Linked DNA regions of Mus musculus: region 1 is linked to region 2. A link is a loop called in an ENCODE intact Hi-C map of the cell type or tissue named here. Cell type or tissue: left cerebral cortex. All regions are shown on one strand. Each heading gives the region's core, and the rest is flanking DNA. Links, peaks and the distances in the headings are about the cores only. Region 1 holds the start of Nup85 (nucleoporin 85). Region 2 holds the start of Jpt1 (Jupiter microtubule associated homolog 1).

What was found. Peaks named below come from ENCODE experiments on the same cell type or tissue, not always from the same donor. Only the 100,000 strongest peaks of a DNase experiment are listed, where the experiment ranks them.
Region 1: it touches region 2 in a loop (3-fold over the local background); 1 of 42 quality-filtered maps calls a loop at or near these places.

What each region holds. Positions count from the first base shown.
Region 1 is chr11:115,561,129-115,566,500 of GRCm38, reverse strand. It overlaps Nup85 (nucleoporin 85), which reads right to left and starts at 2,057. Exons shown (of 19, transcript NM_001002929.4): 1 at 1,939-2,057; 2 at 1,254-1,347. The coding sequence starts at 1,971. In left cerebral cortex, for the core only: CTCF peaks have their summits at 2,043 and 2,935 (motif pointing left); a DNase peak (open chromatin) is centred at 2,306; H3K4me3 peaks cover 1,946 bases; H3K27ac peaks cover 1,041 bases.
Region 2 is chr11:115,511,491-115,516,862 of GRCm38, reverse strand. It overlaps Jpt1 (Jupiter microtubule associated homolog 1), which reads left to right and starts at 2,470. Exons shown (of 5, transcript NM_008258.2): 1 at 2,470-2,643. The coding sequence starts at 2,588. In left cerebral cortex, for the core only: a CTCF peak has its summit at 2,469; DNase peaks (open chromatin) are centred at 2,776, 3,254, 3,844, 4,629 and 1 more place; H3K4me3 peaks cover 2,972 bases; H3K27ac peaks cover 1,456 bases.

The DNA.
Region 1 (5,372 bases), core at 170-5,169, 50 kb before region 2:
GAGCCTGGGGCACATGTCCACTTTCTCCACCGGTGGGAATGAGACGGGAGGATTAAAACTCAAGGGAAGACTAGTGCACACAGTCGGCCAAGCAAACCAGGTTTACGCCAAAAGAAAAAAAGATTTGTCTTCATCTGGTCTGTGTAGGCTGAGATTACAATACAAGCAGGCAGCACAACACAGACTTCTTTTTTGGTGATATTGATGATCTAATTAAGGACACTGCCCATGCTAAAGAAGTTATCACTGAGCCACTGAGTGATAGCCTACATCCTTGGTTTTTGAGAATGGGTCTGGCAACATATCCCAGGCAGCTGGGGACTCTCTATTCCCCCCGCCAACTCTTCTGCACAGTAGAAAATCTAAGGTTGCAAGCGAGCGTTGCCTGAACCCAGGACTTTGCCTTCAGCTGAGGCAGTCTAACTCACTTCTTTGGGCTTGTTTTTGTTGGGTTTCTCAAGACAAGATTTCTCTGTGTAGCCCTGGTTGACCTAAAACTCATTCTGTAGATCAGGCAGGCTGTGAACTCACAGAACCACCTGCCTCTCTGTCTCCTGAGTGCTGGGATTAAAAGGTGCGTATCTCCACACCTGGGCTATATGGGTCGTTTCTAAAGGTTAATTATAGGAAGGGGGCTGAAGAGATGGTTTGGCGTCTAAGACAACTGGCTGAAATTTCCTGCCTTTAATCCTAACACTCAGGAAAAAAGAGCAAGTAATTTCTGAGTTCAAAGCCAGCTTGGTCTAAACCAAGTACCAGGACAGCCAGGCTACACGGAGAAACCATCTCAAAAAACCAAAACCAAACAAGAAGTACACAGGCAGCTCTTCCAGAAGACCTAAGTTCAACTCCCAACACCCCATATGGCAACTCACATAAATATAGAGTTCTAGTTCCTAGAATCCAATGATCTCATTTGGCCTCTGCGGCACCAAGCACGGAGTGGTGCACAGTTATGCACGTAGACAAAATGCCCATACACAGACTATAAAATTTAAAAATTACTTAATGTCAAGTGTTGAACCACACACCTCAAGTCCCAGCACTCTGGAAGTCGAGGGAAGAAGATGTAGAATTCAAACCTACACAAAGATTGCACAAAGACAAGCCCACTAGGACTACATAGGGGCAACTTGTCTCAAAATAGCAAAAAAACAAAGTTTCAAAAATAAAAATATTGCCAAATAACTCCAGTTTCCTGCCTCAGAGAGTCAACCAATGTGCCAAGACAGATGTGAAAAAGAACTGCCTACCTGTTTGGTTGAAGGAAGTTTCACACAGAAGCATCTCGCCGGGGCCCCAGTCAAAACACATTTGCTTCTTCTTGGAATTCACACCTGGAATCCACTAGTAAGACATAAGGAGGCACAGGAGCTGTTAGCCCTACAACTGTCCATTCAACTTCCAAGTGTAACTGCGAACACCATACACCAGGCGAACAGCCTAGGTCGTATCCAATGATGCTGTGCACATATTCAGACATATACACACTTAAAAAAACATTTTCTAGGTGCAAGAGGAATAGAATACAACGCGACAGAAACTAGTCTATTGTCTCCCGTGAGAACAAATTATGCATTTATTAAGCCTCGGACTAGGACAGCAGGACAGGGAAAGGCCAACTCATCCCTTGGAGTGACCATGTGGGGCTTACACCAATCTCATTCTAACGCCCAAGGGGGGAAAACTAGAGAAGCAGAAAGGTTATAAAAACAAGGGTGATGCAGTGGGGTTTCCGCGAGCCGGCCAGTATTCACAGGACCTAGGGACCACTATTGCCATAACCTAGTTCCCAGTTAACCTGACATTCGGGATGGTGGCAACTGTGTCCAGGGAAGAAGCGTGCGTCCCGCATGTAGGGAGGCAGCCTGAAATGACCAAAGAAACGTAACCCTCACAGTGCAACAAGCCAAGCCACTCCACTCCGATCGCCCTTACAGTTACTGCGGGCTCGCAGTCGAGCTCCTCCATAGCGCCGTGCCCCCCGCGGCTGGGACCCTGCCGCGCGGCCGCTTCTCTGCGCTCAGGCCTCCCGCTCACAGACAGCTGCCAAAGAGGACCCCCTCCAGGGCGGCTTGCGCAGCGCCTGCAGACCTTAGCGCAACAGATCCCTTCGTCTTAGCCAAACACAGCCCCTTGAAGCCTTTCACACATGTTCCACTATTCTAACCTATACAACACATCATGAAAACGGCTCTAGGGCCCACGGGTCCTCAAGGAATGTTCCCAGTAGATCAGGCGGCGCCACAGACAGTCCCACACTAGGTGAGGGAAAGGTCCCCGGAGATGGCGGGAGAGGCGGTGGCTGGGAGGGTGTGCGCATGCGCAGAAGCGTGCTGGCGCATCTATTTCGATTGGAGAGCTACTCCGTCTCTGTAATCCTACTTTATCTCTTAGCGGTAGTTGTGATCCCTCCCTCCTGGTCTGTTATTAGAATATTCTCAGTCCCTTTTCCGAACTCCGACCAGTATAATGCGCTTATTTTGGAATTAGTCTCGGACACATGACATCCGTAAACAACGGGACTTCAATCTTTTATGTACTGGCAACTTTTCTTTCTTTAGGATTATTCTGAACTATTTCTACCTTAAATTGGTGGTCATACATGACTTGGAAGTAGGGCATAGTAACATAAGCCGGAAGATGCAGCACTTGGGAAGTAGAGACTGAAAAATCGGGAGTTCAGAACCAGCCTTAGCTACATGGCAAGGTTGAGCTCGCATCGGGGCTAACTGAGACCCAGACTCAAAAACCAAACTCCCACAAACTTTAAGGAAATAAAGGAAAACCTTTCTGTCAAATTTTTATCCAAATCCTAATCATCAGTGATTTAGGGAGCTAGAGTGTTGGCTCAGTGGTTAAGAGCATACGCTGTTCTTCCCGGGGAACCTGGATCAATTCAAAGCACTCACATACATGTGGAACAGTCCCAGGCAATCTGATGCCCTCTTCTGGCCTCTGTGGAACCAGGCACACACATGTAGTACACAGACATACACAAAACACCAGTATATATACAATAAAATAAATTTTATAATTAACTTTTTAAAAAAGATTGCATGTATGTGAGTAAACTGTCACTGTCTTCAGACACACCAGAAGAGGTCATCAAATCCCATTACAGATGGTTGGGAGCCACCATGTGGTTGCTGGGAATTGAACTCAGGACCTCTGGAAGAGCAGTCAGTGCTCTTAACTGCTGAGCCATCTCACCAGCCCTTAGTCTGTCTGTCTTTATTTTTTTGTTTGTTTGTTGGTTGGGTTTTTTTTTTTCTGTTTTGTGTGTGTGTGTGTGTGTGTGTGTGTGTGTGTGTGTTTGTTTTTCGATACAGGGTTTCTCTGTATAGCCCTATGCCTCCCTAGTGCTGGGTTTAAAGGCGTGTGCCACCACACCCGGCAAGCCCTTAGTTTTTCAAGACAGGGTTTCTCTTTGTAGCTTTGGCTGTCTTTGAACCTAATCTGTAGACCAAGCTGGCCTCAAAGTCAGAGATCTGTCTGCCTCTGCCTCTGGAGTGCTGGGGTTACAGACCTGTGCTACCACCACCCAGTGACAATATTTATTTATTTATTAAAATTATTTATTTTAGGTATGTGAGTACACTGTCTTGAGAACACCAGAAGAGGGCATCAAATTCCTTTACAGATTATTATGAGCCACCATGTGGTTGCTGGGAATTGAACTCAGGACATCTAGAAGAGCAGTCAGTGCTTCTAACTGGTGAGCCATCTCTCCAGCCCCCTTGTTTTTATTTTTCTGTCCGTTGGTTTTTCCTACATGATGTCTGTGTGAGGATGTCAGAAGCCATGGATCTGGAGTTACAGACAGTTGTGAGCTGCCATATGAGTGCTGATGATTGAACCCTGGCCCTTTAGAAGAACAGCCAGTACTCATATGTGTTGAGCTATCTCTCTAGCCTCAAATATGTTTTTTTTATTTTATGTATATGAGTACACTGTAACTATCTTCAGACATACCAAAAGACAGCATCAGGTCCAATTACAGGTGGTTGTGAGCCACCATGTGGTTGCTGGGAATAGAACTCAATTCTCTGAAAGAATAGTCAATGCTCTTAACCACTAAGCTATCTCTCCAGCCCTACCAACAATTTTTTTTTACTGTTTTAACAATTCTTTTTTTATTATTAGATATTTTCTTCATTTACATTTCCAAAGCTATCCCAAACCTCCCCCACACACACCCACTCCCACTTCTTGGCCCTGGCGTTCCCCTGTACTGAGGCATATAAAGTTTGCAAGACCAAGGGGCTTCTCTTTCCAATGATGGCCAACTAGGACATCTTCTGATACATATGCAGCTAGAGACACAAGCTCTGAGGAGTACTGGTTAGTTCATATTTTTGCTCCACCTATAGGGCTGCAGATCCCTTTAGCTCCTTGGGTACTTTCTCTAGCTCCTCCATTGGGGGCCCTGTGAGACATCCAATAGCTGACTGTGATCATCCACTTCTGTGTTTGCTAGGCCACGGCAGTGCCTCACAAGAGACAGTTATATCAGGGTCCTTTCAACAAAATCTTGATGCAATGGTGCCAACAATATTTTTTAAGGAGAAAAGAAAAAAACTTAACATTTTCCCAAGTAAAAGTAGTGATTAAAGCCGGTCATGGTGGCACACACCTTTAATCCCAGCACTCGGGAGGCAGAGGCAGGCAGATTTCTGAGTTCAAGGCCAGCCTGGTCTACAGAGTGAGTTGCCAGGGCTATACAGAGAAACCCTGTCTCGAAAAAAAAAAAAAAAGTAGTGATTAACTGAGCTTGGTAGCTCATGTTTCTAATCCCAGCATTTGGATCTCTGAGGCAGAAGGATAATAAGTTCAAGGCCAGCCTGGGCTATATCACAGACCCTGTCTCCTCAACAAAATGTACCTATGATACCAGTAGCATAATTTGTAACAAAAGATGGTAAGACAACAGTCATTAGCCCAGCCCTCACTATGTAACCCAGACAAGCTTCAAATTCACACTTGTCCTCCTGTCTCAGCCTACAAAACATTTCTTTGTCAGATATGATCTACTATGTCTGACTCTAAAATACTTCTATTTCTCCCCCCCCCCCGGGGGGGGGGAGGTATGTTTGTGTGGATGTGAGTATGTGTGTGGATGTGTGTGTGGATGTATATGTGTTTTTGTGTCTGCTAACCAGTAGTGTGTGAATGTGTGTATACAGGTATTGTTAGCCATTTATTTATAGTAGTGCAGAGGCCAGAGGAAGACATTGGGGTCATACACTATTCATGTCCCTGATTTTTTTTTTTTTTTTTTTGGAGACAGGGTTTCTCTGTATAGCCCTGGCTGTCCTGAAACTCTGTAGACCAGGCTGGCCTCCAACTCAGAAATCCACCTGCCTCTGCCT
Region 2 (5,372 bases), core at 173-5,172:
GGCTCTACCACTGGCTGAAAGATTAATATTAAAGAGATTCCAGTCTTTCCCAGAAATGTTGGCACGGGCCTTTACTGGGAGGCAGAGGCAGACAGATCTCTATGAGCTTAAAGGAAGCCTGGTCAACAAAGGGGATTCCAGGGCTGGTGAGATGGCTCAGTGGGTAAGAGCACCCGACTGCTCTTCCAAAGGTCTGGAGTTCAAATCCCAGCAACCACATGGTGGCTCACAACCATCCGTAATGAGATCTGATGTCTTCTTCTGGTGTGTCTGAAGACAGCTACAGTGTACTTACAAATAAATAAATCTTAAAAAAAAAAATTTTAAAAAACAAAGGGAATTCCAGGACAGCAGGGCTACGTAGATAACACAGAGAACAAAACAAAACCCCTGGAATTTCAGCACTTTTTCTGTTACGGACTCTTTAAGATTGCTTCATTAGGTTTCCCAGTCCAGCCTGGTCTTCAGAGTGAGTTCCAGGACAGCCAGGGCTACACAGAGAAACCCTGTCTCAAAAAAAAAAAAAAAAAAAAAAAGATTGTCCTAAACTGGACAGTGGTGGCGCACGCCTTTAATCCCAGCACTCTGGAGGCAGAGGCAGGTGGATTTTTGAGTTCAAAGCCAGCCTGGTCTACAGAGTGAGTTCCAGGACAGCCAGGGCTACACAGAGAAACCAAAAAAAGAAAAAAAAGAAAAAAGAAAGAAAGAAAAGAAAGAAGGAAAGAAAGATTGTCCTAGTGGTGAAAGGTCTCATTCATCTCCACCCAGAAGCATGGAAAGCTGAAGGCTTATTTGGGGCGTGGAGAAAACATTGTTATTTCCTACACGTTGGTCAGGTTAAAGAGCGGATTTACGGTTTTTGTTAGCCATCTACCCTGCATAGTGGCACTGCCCTATATTGCCAGGAGTAGGGAGGAGTGCTGGTGTAACCAAACATTGGGACGGTACTAAAGCATCGGCAGCGGGATGTGGGGTGATGGTGTAGCACAGGCTAATCCAGTTAGCGCAGGCTAATCCAGGAATTCTTTTCATTTGTTTCTGTTTTTTTTTTTTTTCCTAGACGGGGGGGTAGGGGTGAGGGTGGGTGGGGTGGGTGGGTGGGGGGGTGGGGGTGGGGTGGGGGGGGAGTTCTCTGTGTAACATCTTTGGCTGTCCTAGACTCTTCTGCCTCCTTAGTGCTGGGTTCAAAGGTGTAGACCACTGTGTGCCCCCCGCCCTTTTTGAGGCTAAGAAATCTTGCTTCTGCCTCCAGGGTGCTGGGATTAGGGGTGTGCAGCACCCCCACCTCGGACCTTAAAAAAAAAAAATTCCCTCTCCAACACGGTTTCTCTGTGTAACTCTGGCTAGCCTAGAACTCGGAGATCCACCTGCCTCTGACTCCTGAGTTGGTGCTGGGACTAAAGGATTAAAGGCATGTGCTACATCGCCTGGCAAAAGATTTACGTTGTGTACATGTGTGTGCCTGCATGTAACTGCCCAGGTCAGGGAACTGGAGCTACAGTTTGGAGCTGCCCTGTGAGTGCTGGCAACTGAACCTAGGTCCTCTGCAGTACTAGCATATGGCCTTAACACGACATCCCTTCTCTCTTTCCTGCTTTCCTTCTCTGCCTCCCCCTCATTTCTTTTTGACAGGGTCTCACTGTTTAGACCAGACTGGCTTGAAACTCAAAGTGATCCTCCTGCCTCAGTCTCCCAAGTTAAGGCATTGCAGGGAAGTGCCGACACATCCTGCTGAGGTAGCTTTCTATTTAGGTAGCTAGGTAGTGTGTATGTGTGTGTGTGTGTGTGTCTCAGTGCGTGGGTGCGTGGAGGTCAGAGGTTCAAGAGTTGGGTATCCGAAATAATCAAACTCAGAGCTGAAATCAACCAAGTAGAAACAAAAAGAACTATACAAAGAATCAACAAAACCAGGAACTGGTTCTTTGAGAAAATCAACAAGATAGATAAACCCCTGGCCAGACTAACTATAAGGGACAGAGACAGTATCCAAATTAATAAAATCAGAAATGAAGACATAATAACGAAGTATATCTTAAAATAATTATTCTGCTTGTTGAGTATTAACAGTTGAAAATATTAAAATCATGTTCTACAAAAAAAAAAAGAGAGTTGGGTCTCTTACACGTTGTGGGTCCTGGAGATTGAACACGGGTTGTCATGCTGGGTGGCAAGGGCTTTTCCTTATGAGCCACCTCGACAGCCCCTCAAGTAACTTTTTAAAGTGACCGTGAACACTTGAGCACCACCAGATTGTCGAGGGCGTGGAGGAGGGGAGACCACAGCGGCCTTTCTCTGTACAGGAAGGGGGCGGGGCTTAGGCCGAGCCGTCTCCCGCGCAGCCCGTCCTGACGCCGATCTATGATTAGCACTGTAGCTAACCAATAGAAATGAAGAGATCTTTTTAAATTGCCCAATGGCGGCATGTGGAGGGTGGGCCCTATTGGCTCTATAAAATGGGAGTCCGGCGAGCCCCGCGGCGGTAGAAGCTCGTGGAGCCCTGGTGGTTTAGCTTTTGGAGTCGTCTGCGCCTGTTGGTCCCAGTCCCCCTTGGCGTTTTCAGGGCCAGCCTACCTCGCCCCTTGGCGCCATGACCACTACCACTACCTTTAAGGGTGTGGACCCTAACAGCAGGAACAGCTCCCGGTAAGGCGACAGGGTAGGGCTCGAGCCCTCCAGGGCTTGTGGGGACCGCGGGGCGTTGGTGGTAACGGGCCGGGAGCACCGCGCTCGCGCCCGGGGGAGGGTGGCAGAGTAAGGAGTGGGCGCCGCTTTGTGCGGCAGGACTGCCTCGGCTTGTGGCCCCGCCCCAGTCGTCCCTTCTATTCATTTCTCCCCGGTAACGACAGCTGAGGGGGACTGTGGGTGGCGGCCCTTTGCCGTACGGCAGGTTGGAGTCGGTGAGAGTGTGCGGGAGGATCTTCTTTCAGCCACCCGCGGCGACACTGGTCGGGTCCAGGATGGTGGGCTTGGTCTCCCAGGAGCCCAAGGAGCCTGCAGGGCCCTGGGCCCATTGTCCCACATGAGGGCCATGCGCTCCCGCTTCTGGCTCGGGCGTGTGCTGGCCCCGGCCTTGGGCGCTGCGAGCAAATCTGAGCACTGATCCGGCTGGTCTGCAGGCTCTTTTCCTCGTGGTGGCCCGCCGGGGTGTCCGTGTCTGCGCAGCAGGTGCACCTCTGGTAGGGCGGGGCTGGTCATCCCCTCCCTCCACTTCCAGCCCTGGACAGGAGCTCTCTTATCAAAGTGCCTCCCTGCGCCTAACAAAGGAGAGATCGGGTCTCCTCCCCCTCCCCACGCCCACCTCCGAATGCGCGGGGCCGTGAGCCTGCTCAAATGGGTTTTCTGCGCTCAGGTCCTCGGACCTCTGCCCTTCCATGTCGCCTTCTTTACTTCTCCCATTGACTTTGGCCGAATGAGTTCACCCCAGAGCAGGCTTCTCTTGGAGGAGGAGGTTGTCTGTGCTTGGGCGGGGCTAGGGAGCCATCCATTGTCTCTCCAGTAGTATGTAGTATCCCTTCCTGGAAGCTGGGATCTTGCTTGTCCCCAGTACACTGCATTTTGGGAGGAGCTCTGTGACTGGACTGGGACCCGTTTCCTACCCCTCACTTAACTTGGTGAAGATATTTTGTTCAGCGGAGGGAGTCCATCTACATCGTCTCAGCTAGTGGCACACAGTCCCTTAAGTTGGCTTTCAGGCATCTCTTTGATCTTCCCAAAGGCTTGGTTCCATGTTCTCTGGCCATGTATTTTCCATTGATGATGACCCACAGTTGAGTGTGACCAAGCCTTGGGGTCCCGACCAAGTGGCACAAAAGGGAGCCATTTTGTGGGGCTAAGAAGGCAGCGTGGAACAGCAGTGTCTCTCACAGGGGCTTGACAACTTGCTGACAAAAAGCAGCCTCCTTGAGTAGTCTTATGAGGAAGCTGGGGCAGCTACAGACTGCTTTCAGTTTCAGGAAGTAGTAAAAGAATTGGTGTGATGGAAGGGAACTGAAGGGGTCAGCGCTTACAGGGCGGGGCAGAACTGGAGATTAGACCTAGGAGACTGGGTCACTCCCTCTTGTTGTCATCCTTCAAATGAGGTAATTTGTTACAAAGGACACAGGGACAGATTGAGCCCTGGGTTTTTGTTTTGTGTGATGAGGCCAACTTTTCCTGGTCTGACACTGGTTCCTGGCAAGACAATGTGTAATCTGGGTTTTATTTTTTGGGACTCAAAGCTCAGCTCCAGGCTTTGTAGAGCATTTCAGAGCCCAGGGCCTTTCATGCGTGCTTGACATGAGACAAATACAACGTGTTTGCAGCCTCCTTTGCCACTGCTTGCCCTCCAGTGTTGGTGCTAAGGTTCTCCCCGACTCCTGAAATCTGACCAATTCTCTTCACCCCCTTTCTTCAGTAATATGCTTGCTCTGCAGCCTCAGTGGTGAATGCTGTGCTGGGGTGATGGGAGTCGGGATGGAAGAAAGGAGTTAATTTTTAAATTGCTGTCTGTGCTATGACATTTTTGGGTCTTAACTCAGCAACCTTGAAGCAGTTACTATCTATGTGGTTCAAAAAGAAAGAGTCCAAAGCACAGCTGAAGTACTTTGTCTTGCAAGCAAATCCTTTGTTTGGGAACCGCTCTCTGTTTCAGATGGTCTCTATAACGCTGACGTCATTGGGGAGGTAGTACCTGCTATCATAGTACCAGTAAAAGTTGGACTAGGCAGGTTTGGCAGATTTGTAAGCTAGCTGGGTGCTAGTGCTCCCCACCCTTGTTTTTTCTTGGCCAAGTCCACTAGGGTTCTGAAGAATTCCATGGGCTTTTAATTCCACTTAGCCATGAAAGCCTCCCTCTCTGGGGATTGAGGGAGGACAAAGAGGCACGTTGGAGTTGATTCTAATATTTCAAGTGTTTTCAGTCATTTAAGGTAAAAATTCAAAACAGTTCTACCCAGTAAGAAAGAACCTGTAGAGCTGGAGATGTGGTGGTTTGTCCGTAGCCTGGGCAAGACGCTGGGTTCTGCCCCCAGCAGCTCCCCACTTCCCTTCCCCCCTAAAAAATCACCCCAGAATTTATCTATACCTTTAGTAGTAATTTAAACAACTTAATTACCTGGGAACCTGGTTGGGGGGTGTGAGCCTGTTATACCGGCACTAGGGAGGCAGGAGTGGGAGGGTGGCAAGTATATACCATAACACATTTATCTTGATTTATATAATGAATAGAGCTGGTTTTGTCTGTGTGTGTGTATGGGATCTCAGCCATGTGGCTTTTCACTGGCCTGGATTAGCCAGCCTAGGTTAGCCTCCAACTTGTGCCCTTCTTGAGTCTCCTGAGTGCCGAGATTAAAAGGCACCCATGGACATAGTTTTAGATGTTTAATGGTTGTTTG